2 separate regions of the Homo sapiens genome follow, and region 2 is linked to region 1. Evidence: chromatin contacts called from ENCODE Hi-C or POLR2A ChIA-PET data. All regions are on one chromosome and are shown on one strand. The core of a region is the stretch at or near the end of the contact, and the rest is flanking DNA. Distances in the headings are between cores, read along the strand shown.

What was found. A loop is a pair of places that touch in the nucleus more often than their neighbours do. ChIA-PET counts read pairs that join two places held with the same protein, here RNA polymerase II (POLR2A). Pooled maps may share reads with other maps.
Region 2: a pooled map shows a loop between it and region 1 (3-fold over the local background). The contact joins two enhancer-like sites. A Hi-C loop is called at or near these places in 2 of 50 pooled maps. POLR2A ChIA-PET finds 5 or more read pairs at or near these places in 6 of 52 experiments (H1, HEK293T, HepG2 and 3 more).

The regions. Positions count from the first base shown.
Region 1 is chr10:97,592,186-97,598,657 of GRCh38, reverse strand. The region is part of intron 1 of HOGA1 (4-hydroxy-2-oxoglutarate aldolase 1); the gene reads right to left. Among named protein-coding and RNA genes, the nearest start is that of C10orf62, 5.7 kb to the right of the region's middle. RefSeq lists an enhancer at 2,092-2,386. Within about 2 kb of position 1,830, at least 17 of the 41 ENCODE cell types and tissues checked have a DNase peak (open chromatin) inside an H3K27ac peak, as active enhancers do.
Region 2 is chr10:97,724,083-97,730,554 of GRCh38, reverse strand. No RefSeq gene overlaps it. Among named protein-coding and RNA genes, the nearest start is that of ZFYVE27, 9.8 kb to the left of the region's middle. Within about 2 kb of position 3,599, at least 13 of the 41 ENCODE cell types and tissues checked have a DNase peak (open chromatin) inside an H3K27ac peak, as active enhancers do.

The DNA of each region.
Region 1 (6,472 bases), core at 581-3,080:
AGAAGGTTCCCACACAGCTGCAATGACTGTTCACATCATTTTTCTTTTTTAGACACAGGGTCTCACTCTGTTGCCCAGGCTGGGATGCAGTGGCTCAACCATAGCTTGCTGCAGTTTCGACCTTCTGGGCTCAAGTGATCCTTATGTAATAAGGTTATTACAATTTTAAGCCTTGTAGAAATGGAATTAAGCTTAAATAGCCTTCTGCAGTTTGCTGTTTGTTTAATACTATTTTTTGAGCTTTGTTCATAAAAGCACACGTAGCCCTGATTCATTCATTTTAATTGCTGTATAGTATTCTGTTGTAAGGTTAGAACACAATTTATTTGTCATTCTCTTGTTGAGAGCATTTAGAATGTTTCCTTCTTTTGGCTGGGCCTGGTGGCTCACACCTATAATTTCAGCACTTTAGGAGGCCAAGGTGGGTGGATCGCTTGAGCCCAGGAGTTCAAAACCAGGCAGGGCAGCATGGCTGCCTGTCTCTACCAAAAAATGGCCTACCTGTCTCTACCAAAAAAGAAAAAAGAAGAAAAGAATGTTTTCTTCTATTTGCTATTGCAAACAATGCTGAAACAAACATTTTCTGTAAAGTCTTCTGTGCATATGTCTAAGAGTTCCTCTAGAGTTCAGATACTTTGGTGTGTTAATTGCTGAGTCATAGCTATGTGCACCTTCATCTGTGACACATTTTTTATGTATTTACTTTTTCTTTGAGGGTCTCACTCTGTCACCCAGGCTGGAGTGCAGTGTCACAATCACGGCTCACGGCAGCCTTAGCCCCCCAGGTTCAAGTGATCCTCCTGTCTTAGCCAGCTAGGATTACAGGCATGAGCTACCATGCCCAACTAATTTGTGTAGTTTTTTTTGTAGAGATGGAGTTTCACTATTTTGCCCAGGCTGGCTCGAATTCCTGGGCCCAGGTGATCCTCCCACCTTAGCCTCCAGAAGTGCTGGGATTACAGTCATGAGCCCCCATGCCTGACTGTGCGCCACATTTCTAATCAATCAGTGTAGACCTCAGGAGCAGCATAGAATGTCATACATGCCAAATCATGGTATTGTCAGAACAAATTTTTGCCAACTTTCTGGGTGAAAAGTGAATCTCATTGCTTTATTTTGCGTTTTCCTGTTTTTATCAATCACTTACTTGGGATATGTCTAACCAGTATACCTGTACCAGTTACAGGTGAGCCACAGTGCCCAGCCCGCTTAACTTTCTCTTTCTTCTTCTTTCTCCTCTCTATCCCACTCCATTAAAGAAAAAAAAAATGGCAGTAGTTTACAAACACAGAGTACAATACAACAGGATTCTTAATTAATAGAAGGATATTTGGGCCTGTAATCCCAGCACTTCAGGAGGCTAAGATGGGGGGATCACTTGAGGCCAGAAGTTCGAGACCACCTTGGGTAACAAAGTGAGACCCTGACTTTACAAAAAAATAAAAAATAAATAAACCAGGTGCATTTGAAGCTGCAGTGAACTATGATTGTGCCACTGCACTCCAGCCTGGGTGACAGAGCAAGACCCTGTCTCAAAAAAAAAAAAAAAATTGGAGGCTATTTGGGAGAAGGAAATGAAAATAAGGCCACAAGCAGTATTGGTATACAAAGTTCCTGCCATATAGTTGTGAGAAATGAGCCAGAAATTCGATGTGGAGTTTCCTGATAGCCAGAGCTAAAAGGGAAACATGGTCAGCTAACAGACATGTAGAACCCAAAAGATAAAAGCAAAGCAACTGCCCCGGAGAAACACAGAGTTTCCTGGCACTGGGACCAAGAGAAATTGTTCCTGTGAGTCATCCTTCAGGGGACACTGTGTGATGTAGACTCCACTTCATTCCACCAACTTTTTCCATGCTGTTCACTACACCGTCAGATTCCAGAGTGAGTTGCCAGGATATCAGGATATCTCTCATTGGATATTTAGCTGCTTTTTTTTTTTTTTTTTTGGTAGTTATTTTGCATTGGTAACATTGCAGGGAACGTCTGGAGGCACACAGCTTCTCGCTCCTGTGGGATTGCTTCTGGGGGATTGATTCCTGTGTGTCAGGCTAGCAGCCCAAGGAAGGGCCTCCCTGTGTCTTGCTACATGGGGCTGCAGTGCTCTCCGTAAAAGCTGCCAGCCCTGGGTGAGGACTCCAATCTAGCTACGATTGGACCAGCACCCTCTGACTAAAGAGTCAAAGATCAAACTCTTGCCACTCTCTCTGTTCCAATACCAAAGTCATCTTCCTCCCCAACCCTGCCTGCCGTCCTGGGCTGGGGCAGGTTCTTGCTGCGGCCACTGATTCAGCCACCATCACCCTCTTCCTTCACCTCTCATCCTGCTGGTCAGTTCCAGGGGCCCTACAGGTGGAGCTGGTCTAAACAGCAGGACAGCTGAGGCTTGCACTCTGGGAGTCAGAAGCAGACACTGTGCTCAAAGCTTCTATGACACAGCCCTCTCTTCTGTCTCATTGAAGGGGGCAACTGACTCATGCCTGACTCCCAAGAAGGAAGAAGTGCCTGGCTGGAGAAGAGGGAGTGTGGCGTAGTCAGGGCAGCACTAGACTCAAGAGTCACCTCTGGATATTGAACAAGTCACATCACATCTTTGAGTCTGTTTCCTTTTCTATGGGATGACAGTGAAATCATTTCAATCCTAGCTTATAGGACTGTTTTAAAGGATAAGAAAATGTCCCAGAAATCTGTGAGTGGGTACCCCAAAGAGCCCCTCCTTCACCCTGGTTAGATGTCCAGGTGTGAGCCTGATGTGTCCCTGTTAGTGTAGAGAGGGGGCCAGAGGAGAGGAAAAGGCCAGGATCTCCAATGAAGCAGGGACTGGGGAAAAAGCAGAAAAGCAGAGGGCTCACAGAAGAGGGGTCAGATGCACAGGCCCTGAAGTCAGAGAAGCCCAGGCTAACTCAATTAAAAAATAGTGATGATATTAGTGCCTTTCTCAGAGTTTTGTTTTGTTTTGTTTTGAGACAGAGTCTCACTCTGTTGCCCAGGCTGGAGTGCAGTGGTGCGACCTCGGCTCACTGCAGCCTCTGTCTCCCAGGCTCAAGCAATTATCCTGCCTCAGCCTCCTGAGTAGCTGGGATTACAGGCACCTGACACCATGCCGGCTAATTTTTGTATTTTTAGTAGAGACAGGGTTTCACCATGTTGGCCAGGCTGGTCTCGAACTCCTGGCCTCAGGTGATCCGCCTGCCTTGGCCTCCCAAAGTGCTGGGGATTATGGGCATGAGCCATCACACCCAGCCTCTCAGAGTTGTTTTGAAGTTTAAATGAGATACTATTTATAAAGTACTTCGAATAGAACCTGGTGCTCAATAAGTGTTAGCTGTCATTCTTATGGAGTCAGGAGAAAGTGCTCAAACCTTAAATCAGGAGGGTGGCTGGTGTTGAAGGGGAGGCTGCTCTCAATGACCTCTCATTGTACACCTACTGTGATATTAGGAGTGGGTGTACAAGGCCCCCTCCAGCTGTAAGACAAAGGAAGATACTCTCCCCTGCCCCCATGATTACACTTGCTGCTCTGGGAGCTGGGGTGGCAGTGAGGGGAGTGGGCGTTTGGGGCTGGGGACACATAAGCAACATGGTGACTTACTGTGGCTAAAAAGAATCACATAAGGAGTGTCCCCAGACATTATTATGCGTTCTTAGTCCATCATCATTGCCACCTCCTCTGAGAAGTCTTCCTGGGATCTCTCCACTGGGCCTCCCTGCTCTGCATTTCCGTTACCTGTTCCTTGTATAATATTTCCCCATGGACAGCACCCATCTACAAAGGTCCCTAGAACTCTTCAATCCTCCACCCCCACCCCCATGTGTGGGATTAGACACAATTTTTCAATCTGACCTCTCCTATAAAATAAGAAATTGGGCCAGGCACAGTGGCTCACACCTGTAATCCCAGCACTTTGGGAGGCCAAGACGGGTGGACTATTTGAGGCCAGGAGTTCGAGACCAGCCTGGCCAACATGGTGAAACCCTGTCTCTACTAAAAAAAAATTAAAATTAGGCCAGGCACAATGGTTCACACTTGTGATCCCAGCACTTTGGGACGCCGAGGCGGGCGAACCACAAGGTCAGGAGTTCAAGACCAGCCTGGCCAACATGGTGAAACCCCGTCTCTACTAAAAATACAAAAATTAGCTGGGCATGGTGGCAGGCACCTGTAATCCCAGTTACTCAGGAGGCCGAGGCAGGAGAATTGCTTGAACCCAGGAGGCAGAGGTTGCAGTGAGCCAAGATTGGGCTACTGCACTGCAGCCTGGGTGACAGTGTAAGACTCTGTCTTAAAAAAATAAAAAAAATTAAAAATCAAAAATTAGCCAAGCATGGAGGCGCGCACCTGTAATCCCAGCTACTCGGGAGTCAGAAGCAGGAGAATTGCTTAAGCCTGGGAGGTGGAGGTTGCAGTGAGCCCAGATCGCACCACTGATCGGTAGCCTGGGTGACAGAGTGAGACTCTGTCTCAAAAAAAAAAAAAAAAAAAAAAAAAGACCAGGCGCAGTGGCTCATGCCTGTAATTCCAGCACTTTGGGAGGCCAAGGCAGGCCAATCACTTGAGGTCAGGAGTTCGAGACCAGCCTGGCCAACGTGGTGAAACGCTATCTCTACTAAAAATACAAAAATTAGCTGGGCGTGGTGGTGCACGCTTGTAATCCCAGCTATTCGGGAGGCTGAGGCAGGAGAATCGCTTGAACCCGGGAGGCAGAGGTTACAGTGAGCCGAGGTCGTGCCACTGCACTCAAGCCTGGGTGACAAGAGTGAAACTCGGTCTCAAAAAAAAAACAAGTTGACTGCCATGGTTCCCCAGACACTGCACTTCCCTCCCTCTGCACCCTTGCTTGTGTTGTTCCCTTCTGCCTGGAACACCTTCCAAATGCGGGCCAACAAGCTCAAGTCGGCTACCCAGCATTCTGTTTTCCTTGCCCAGTGCTTGCCTTACTTTGCCTGGATGCATTCTGGCCTCCTGTGTGGTGCCTAGCATAGGTGTTGAGGTGTGTGTTGACAATTTGTTGTGCAAAAGAAAAAGAAGTTCTTTATTTTTTTCTGCCCTGGTCTGCGGCCAAAGTTTTTTGCATGACATAATTCATAACCTCCCTCTGGAAAGAAATTACATTCCTGATGAAATGCTTAAGCATTTTTGTGATGAACTTTATTTATTTTTTTCTTTTTTATGTTTTTTTTGAGACAGAGTCTGGCTCTGTTACCCAGGCTGGAGGGCAGTGGCATGGTCTCGGCTCACTGCAACCTCCACCTCCCAGGTTCAAGCAATTCTTCTGTCTCAGCCTCCCGAGTAGCTGAGATTACAGGTGCCTGCCACCACACCCAGCTAATTTTTTGTATTTTTAGTAGAGATGGGATTTCACCATGTTGGCCAGGCTGGTCTCAAACTCCTGATCTCAGATGACCCACCTGCCTCAGCCTCCCAAAGTGCTGGGATTACAGGCGTGAGCCGCCGTGTTCGGCCCCCAATGAACTTTAATGGAATTAAGACTTGATCTGGAAAATTAGCCACCCTCCCAGCCAACTCTCAGGCAAGAGCCTAGAAGCTGTTAACTACTCTTCTTTGTCTTTACGTAGTCTTAACAGTGAGTGATCTGACCATTCTCTTTTTTTTTTTTTTTTTTTTTTGAGACAGAGTCTCACTCTGTCGCCCAGGCTAAAGTGCAGTGGAGCGATCACTGTTCACTGCAACCTCCGCCTCCTGGATTCAAGCAATCCTCCCAACTCAGCCTCCCAAGCAGCTGGGATTAAGGTGGGCACCACCATGCCCAGCTCATTTTTGCATATTTAGTAGAGACGAGGTTTCACGAGGTTGTCCAGGCTGGTCTCACAAACTCCTGACCTCAAGTGATCTGCCCATCTCGGCCTCCCAAAGTGCAGGGATTACAGACAGGAGTCACCACGCCCAGCCTGACCATTCTTTTTTTAATAAAAATATTCTTACCAAGAGTATATATTTGAGTTAGCTGCTTACAGGTCATTTTGCTTGCATTACAACGATAATCAAACTTTGACACACACTCATAATCAAATTGTCTGAAAACTTTTTTTTTAACTTGAAATATTGAATTACTTTTAGATTTACAGAAAAGTTTCAAAAATAGTACAGGGATTTTCTGGCTGGGCACGGTGGCTCCCACCTGTAATCTCAGCACTTTGGGAGGCCGAGGCTGGCGGATCACGAAGTCAGGAGATGGAGAACATCCTGGCTAACACAGTGAAACCCCGTCTCTACTAAAAATGGAAAAAATTAGCCAGGCGTGGTGGCGGGCGCCTGTAGTCCCAGCTACTCGAGAGACTGAGGCAGGAGAATGGCATGAACCCGGGAGGTGAAGCTTGCAATGAGCCGAGATCGCACCACTGCACTCCAGCCTGGGCCACAGAGCAAGACTCCGTCTCAAAAAAAAAAAAAAAAAAGTACAGGGATTTTCTATACATCCTTCACCCAGCCTCCACCAATGATAATGTCTTA
Region 2 (6,472 bases), core at 2,350-4,849, 130 kb before region 1:
GAGTACAGTGGCACCATCATGGTTCACTGCAGCCTTCACCTCCTTGGGCTCAGGGGATCCTCCCACCTCAGTCTCCCAGGTAGCTGGGATTACAGGCACGCGTCAACAAGCCCAGCTAATACTTGTATTTTTTTTGTAGAGCCGGGATTTCACCATGTTTCTCAGGCTGGTCTCGAACGCCTGGGCTCAGACTATCCACCTGCCTGGGCCTCCCAAAGTGTTAGGATTACAAGCGTGAGCCACAGCATCCGGCCTGTACCACATTTTCTTTATCCAATCTACCATTGATTCCATCTCTATTAGGCACCTATCACCTTGCATTTCACTCTATCTCTTGAACATGACTGTTTCTCCATTGTTTCCTAAGTTCTAAGAGCAGGGAAACAGATTTAACATTTTGGCAGCCTCAGTTTCTACCAAGTATAGAGCTGTGGCATAGTAGGTACTCAATGAATGCTTGTTTAAAAATGAATAAATAACATGGAAAATAAGAAGTTAGTGGGGGCTGGGCATGGTGGCTCATGCCTGTAATCCCAGCACTCTGGGAGGCTGAGGCGGGTGGATCATGAGGTCAGGAGTTCGAGACCAGCCTGACCAACATGGTGAAAGCTCGTCTCTACTAAAAGTACAAAAATTAGCTGGTCATGGTGGCGCATGCCTGTAATCCCAGCTACTCAGGAGGCTGAGGCAGGAGAAAGCTTGAACCTGGGAGGCAGAAGGTTGCAGTGCCACTGCACTCCAGCCCGGACGACAGAGTGAGACTCCGTCTTAAAAAAAAAATAGAAGTTGGGGATGTGGAGAAATCGGAACCCTTGTGCACTGTCAATGAAAATGTAAAATGGTATAGAAAGCATTGTGGCAGTTCCTTAAAAATTAAAAAATAGAATTACCATTTGATCCAGCAATTCCACTTCTGAGTATATACCCAAAAGAATTTAAAGCAAGGTCTCAAAGAGATATTTGTACACCCATGTTCATTCGCAGATTATTCACAATAGCCAAAAGGTGGAAGCAACCCAGGTGTCCATCAGTGGATGAATGGATAAACAAAATGCGGTATAAACAGAAGATGGAACATTGTTCAGCCTTAAAAATGAAGGACATTCTGACACATGCTACAGCATGGATGACCCTTGAATACATTATGCTAAATGAAATAAGCTAGTGACAAAAAGATAAGTACTGTATGATTCCACTTCTATGAAGTACCTAGCGTAGTCAAATTCAGAGACTGAAAGTAGAATGGTGGTTGCCAGGGGCTGTGGGGAGGAGGAAATGGGGAGTTATTGTTTCATGGTTCAGGGTGGTAGTTTTGCAAGATGAGAAGAGCCATGGAGATGGATGGTGGTGATGGTTGCACAACAGCCAGTATAGACCATGTTGTTTAACAACATGAATGGACTTAATACCATCGAACTGTACACTTGAAAATGGTCAATTTTATGTTATGTGTATGTTACTACAATTAAAAAAATTTTAAGAGGCTGGGCGGTGTGGCTCACGCCTCTAATCCCAGCACTCTGGGAGACAAAGGCCTGCGGATCACTTGAGGCCAGGAGTTCAAGACCAGCCTGGCTGACATGGCGAAACCCCATTTCTACTAAAAATACAAAAATTAACCAGGCATGGTGGCGCTTGCCTGTAATCTCAGCTACTCAGGAGGCTAAGGCACGAGAATCGCTTGAGCCTGGAAAGCGGAGGTTGCAGTGAGCTGAGATCGCGCCATTGCACTCCAGCCTAGGTGACAGAGGGAAACTCTGTCTCAAAAAAAAAAAAAAAAATTAAAGCCGGGCACGGTGGCTCACGCCTGTAATCCCAGCACTTTGGGAGGCTGAGGTGGGTGGATCACGAGGTCAGGAAATTGAGACCATCCTGGCTAATGCAGTGAAACCCCGTCTCTACTAAAAATACAAAAAATTAGCTGGGCATAGTGGTGGGCGCCTGTAGTCCCAGCTACTCGGGTGGCTGAGGAAGGAGAATGGCATGAACCCGGGAGGCGGAGCTTGCAGTGAGCTGAGATCGCGCCACTGCATTCCAGCCTGGGCGACAGAGCAAGACTCTGTCTCAAAAAAAAAAAAAAAAAATTAAAAATTAGTGAATGATATAAACAAAATATATTCTATCCGTTCACTGGAATATTATTCACCATAAAAAATGAGTCTTGAGATCATATTGGAAGACAAAAAAAGAAATGAGTTATTAATACATGCTACAACATGAATGAACCTTGAAAACATTGTGCTAAGTGAAAGAAACCAGACATAAAAGCCACATACTATTCCATTTATGTAAAATGTCCAGAATAAACAAATCTTTTTTTTTTTTTTTTTTTTTTTTTGAGGCAGAGTCTCTCTCTGTCACCCAGGCTGGAGTGCAGTGGCACGATCTTGGCTTACTGCAACCTCTGCCTCCTGGGTTCAAGTGATTCTCCTGCCTCAGCCTCCTGAGTAGCTAAGATTACCAGGCGCCCGCCACCACACCTGGCTAATTTTTTTGTATTTTTACTAGAGATGGGGTTTCACCATGTTGGCCAGGCTGGTCTTGAACTCCTGACCTCAGGTGATCTTCCCACCTCAGCCTCCCAAAGTGCTGGGATTAAGGCACGAGCCACCGCACCCAGCCAGAATATGCAAATCTATAGAGACAGAGTAAATTAGTGGTTGCCAGAGACTGGAAGGAGGGAGGAACTGGGAGTGACTGCTAACAGGTACAGGGTTTCTCTTTGGGGTGATGGAAATGTCCTCGAATTAGATGGTGGTGATGGTTATACAACCTTCTGAATATACTGAAAACCACTGAATTGTACACTTTAAAACTAGGAATTTTTGGCCAGGTGCAATGGCTCACGCCTGTAATCCCAGCACTTTGGAAAGCTGAGGCAGGTGGATCACCTGAGGTCAGGAGTTCAAGAACGGCCTGGCCAACATGATGAAACTCCATCTCTATGAAAAATACAAAAATTAGCCTGGCATGGTGGTGGGTGCCTGTAATCCCAGCTACTCGGGAGGCTGAGGCAGGAGAATCTATTGAACCCGAGAGGCGGAGGTTGCAGTGAGCTGAAATCGCACCACTGCACTCCAGCCTGGACAACAGAGCAAGACTCTGTCTCTAAATAAATAAATAAAAATAAAACTGGGAATTTTTATGTCATATTATGTGAAATATTATGGTATATGAATTAGGTTTCCATTTTTAAAATGAATAGATGCAACAAAACAAAAAAAGAAAGAAAAAATGAATAGACAAATGAAAGAAATATTTGACTGGTATGTATCTTTAAAGTCTCCTTAATATTTGGATTTTCTCTAGTATTTAAGCTTATCGTTTGACCAGTGTATATTTTTGGATTAACAGTTCAGTGTCATTGCCCTAAAAAGTGTTCAATAAATACATCTTTATGTTCTTGTACCTGGGAAAGAAGTACTCATGAGTAATGAGTTTTCCAGCTGTGAGACAGTGGTTGTTGGACAAACACAGCAAGGAAATGACTGTCTGCAGTTACATTCTTACTCAACAGCTCTTGGCAGCCATGAAAACAACCATTCATCAAACACTGGCACTAAAAGAGTTCACAGAGCAAGGCAATGAAAACTTCAGCAATAAAACCTTGTGCCTCCCTTGAAAGCGACGATTAACTGTCCACCAAAAAGTCCTGTGCCCCCTACCATGATATAGAGTTGTTGCTACGCAGCAGCTGCCTGGCTAGGGACTACATTTCCCAGCATCCTCTGCTTATAGGTCAGGTCCTGTTACTCCCAAGGAGGTGAGTGGGAGCGCTGACTGTTACTTCTAGATGAAGGTATGCAGGAAGCAGGAAACCTTCTCCTGCCTCTCCTCCCTCACCTGCGAGCTCAGTGCAGAGCAGATGGCCGAGCCACGGGGTGGAAGGAGCCTGGGTCCTTGAGTCACCGTATGGTGGAGCGTCTCCCTCTGCCCCAGAGTAGCCACAGTGCACAATTATGTGAGGAAGAAATAGATTTGTATATGAATAACAAATAGATTTTCATTATATGAAACTGCTGAAATGCTGAGGTGTATTTGTTATAGCAGCTAGCCATCAGCATTTATTCATTCCACCAAATGACTACGTATCATGTGCCTTTCATGGGATTATAGAGATGAAGAGCCTGGAATTCTTTCCTGAAAAGCTTACAGCCTAGTGGGACAGACAGACACCCTGAATAAGTATACCACCAATGGGAGAGCAGTACGTGACCCACCAAAAAACCTGAATACACCAACTATCATTTACAAACTTGAAAGAATTAAAAATAAAAAGAAATAAAAATGTAAAACCCAAAAGGCATCAGGCCCAGATTTATTTCATAGACAAATTTTATCGAACCCATTTTTTTTTTTCTGAGGCGGAGTCTGTCTCTCTCTGTTGCCCAGGCTGGAGTACAGCGCGATCTCGGCTCACTGCAACCTCTGCCTCCTGGGTTCAAGCAGTTCTCCTGCCTCAGCCTCCCGAGTAGCTGGGACTACAGGCACCTGCCATCACAACCAGCTAATTTTTCTGCTTTTTTGGAGAGGTAGGGTTGGTCTCTACTAAACTTAATGGTCTAGTAAATAAATACATAAAGATGTATTTATTGAACACTTGTTGACCAGGCTAGTCTCGAACTGCTGACCTCAGGTGATTTGCCCCCCTTGGCCTCCCAAAGTGCTGGGATTACAGGCATGAGCCACCGTGCCAGCTAGAACCCATTTTTTAAAATGATATAGTTAAACTATTCCAGAGCATAGAACAGTATGAAAAACTTCCTAATTTAGTCTGTGAGTCCAGAATCACCCCCTCTGTTACAAATCCCAAGCAAGAACACACACACACACACACACACACACACACACACACACACACACCAGATTTCATCTGGGGTATAGACAATTTTAAAATAATAAAAACAATAAGCCTACCACACAAATGAGCCATTCCACTGCTAGCTGTCTACCCAAAATAAATTAAAGCATATGTGTCCACACAAAGACGTGTACATGAACGTTCAAAGCAGCTATATTTGCAATAACCAAAAATTTGAAACAACACAAATGTCCATCAACAGGCTAAACAAATTATAGTGTATCTGTATATTCACTCAGCAATGAAAATGAACTACTGTTACTGCAACATCATGAATGAATCTCAAAATAATTAAGCTGAGTGAAAGAAGCCAGATACCGCCCTCTCCCAAAAGGAGCACATACTATACATTTCATTTATATAAAATTCTAGAATTCTATAATCATAGAAAGCAGATCAATGGTTCCCTGGTGTGGGGGAGATGGGAAGGAAAGAAGAGGGAGTACAAAGAGCACAGGGAAGCTTTTGGACATTATGAATATGTTTTCTTTCTCTTTTTTTTTTTTTTTGAGACAGGGTCTTGCTGGAGTGCAGTGGCATAATCATAGCTCACTGCAACCTCAAACTCCTGGGCTCAAGTGAGCCTCCTGCCTCAGCCTCCATAGTGGCAGTAAGCTGAGATCACTCCATTGCACTCCAGCCTGGGTGACAAGAGTGAAACTCCGTCTCAAAAAAAAAAAAAAAAACACACACACACACACACACAAGAAAGAATTCAAGAAAGAACAGTAGACACCAATGAGAAAGAAGGATTAGCCAAGGCTGGTGAGATTATCATTCCTTAGGTGCAGGGAGACCCAGAGTGGAATGGGGCAGGAGGGAGTTCACATTTATGAGCACTAACTATGACTGTGGGTCAGGCGTTGAGCCCAGCATTTTATGTATATCTTATGAAATCCTCCCAACAAACATATACTGCTGAGGGCTGAATTGCACTGATGAAATTGCCAGGCACGCCTCATCTCATGAAGCTCTTTCAACAGCCCAGTGAGGTAGGTACTAATATTATCCCCATTTACTAAGTGAGGAAGCTAAGAGGCAAAGAGGTTTCATAAATTGCCTAAGACTGGACAACTAATAAGAGATAGAGCTCACCTCTGACATCACAGCCTGAGCTCACCCAAAAATTAGAACGAGTCATGCTAACTGCCTGGGAGACACAAAAGGAGACAGAACAGAGTACAGGACAAGATTGCAAAAGGCAGAGGCTTTAGTATCCAGAGTTTGGAGTCAGGTCAGGTGTCCACACCTCTGGCACAGGGCCACGAGAGGGAGGAGGGGCTGGGAGGCCCTCTGACATATCCTTCTCACATCCTGCGGACAGAGGGATGGTCTCCAGGGAATGGGAGAGTGACCTCGGCATAATAAGCTGATTATACCTAAAGGTAACTAGCTAACTTCATTATAGCCTGGGAAGAGAGAAGTGACATAATTCAGATTTGTAATACCTTTTTTTTAAATATATACAGGGTCTTGCTCTGTCACCCAGGCTGGAGTACAGTGGTGCACTCATAGCTCGCTACAGCCTCAACCTCCTGGGCTCAAGCAATCCTCTCACTTCAGCCACCCGTGTAGCTGGGACTACTGCTGCATGCCACCATGCCCAGCTAA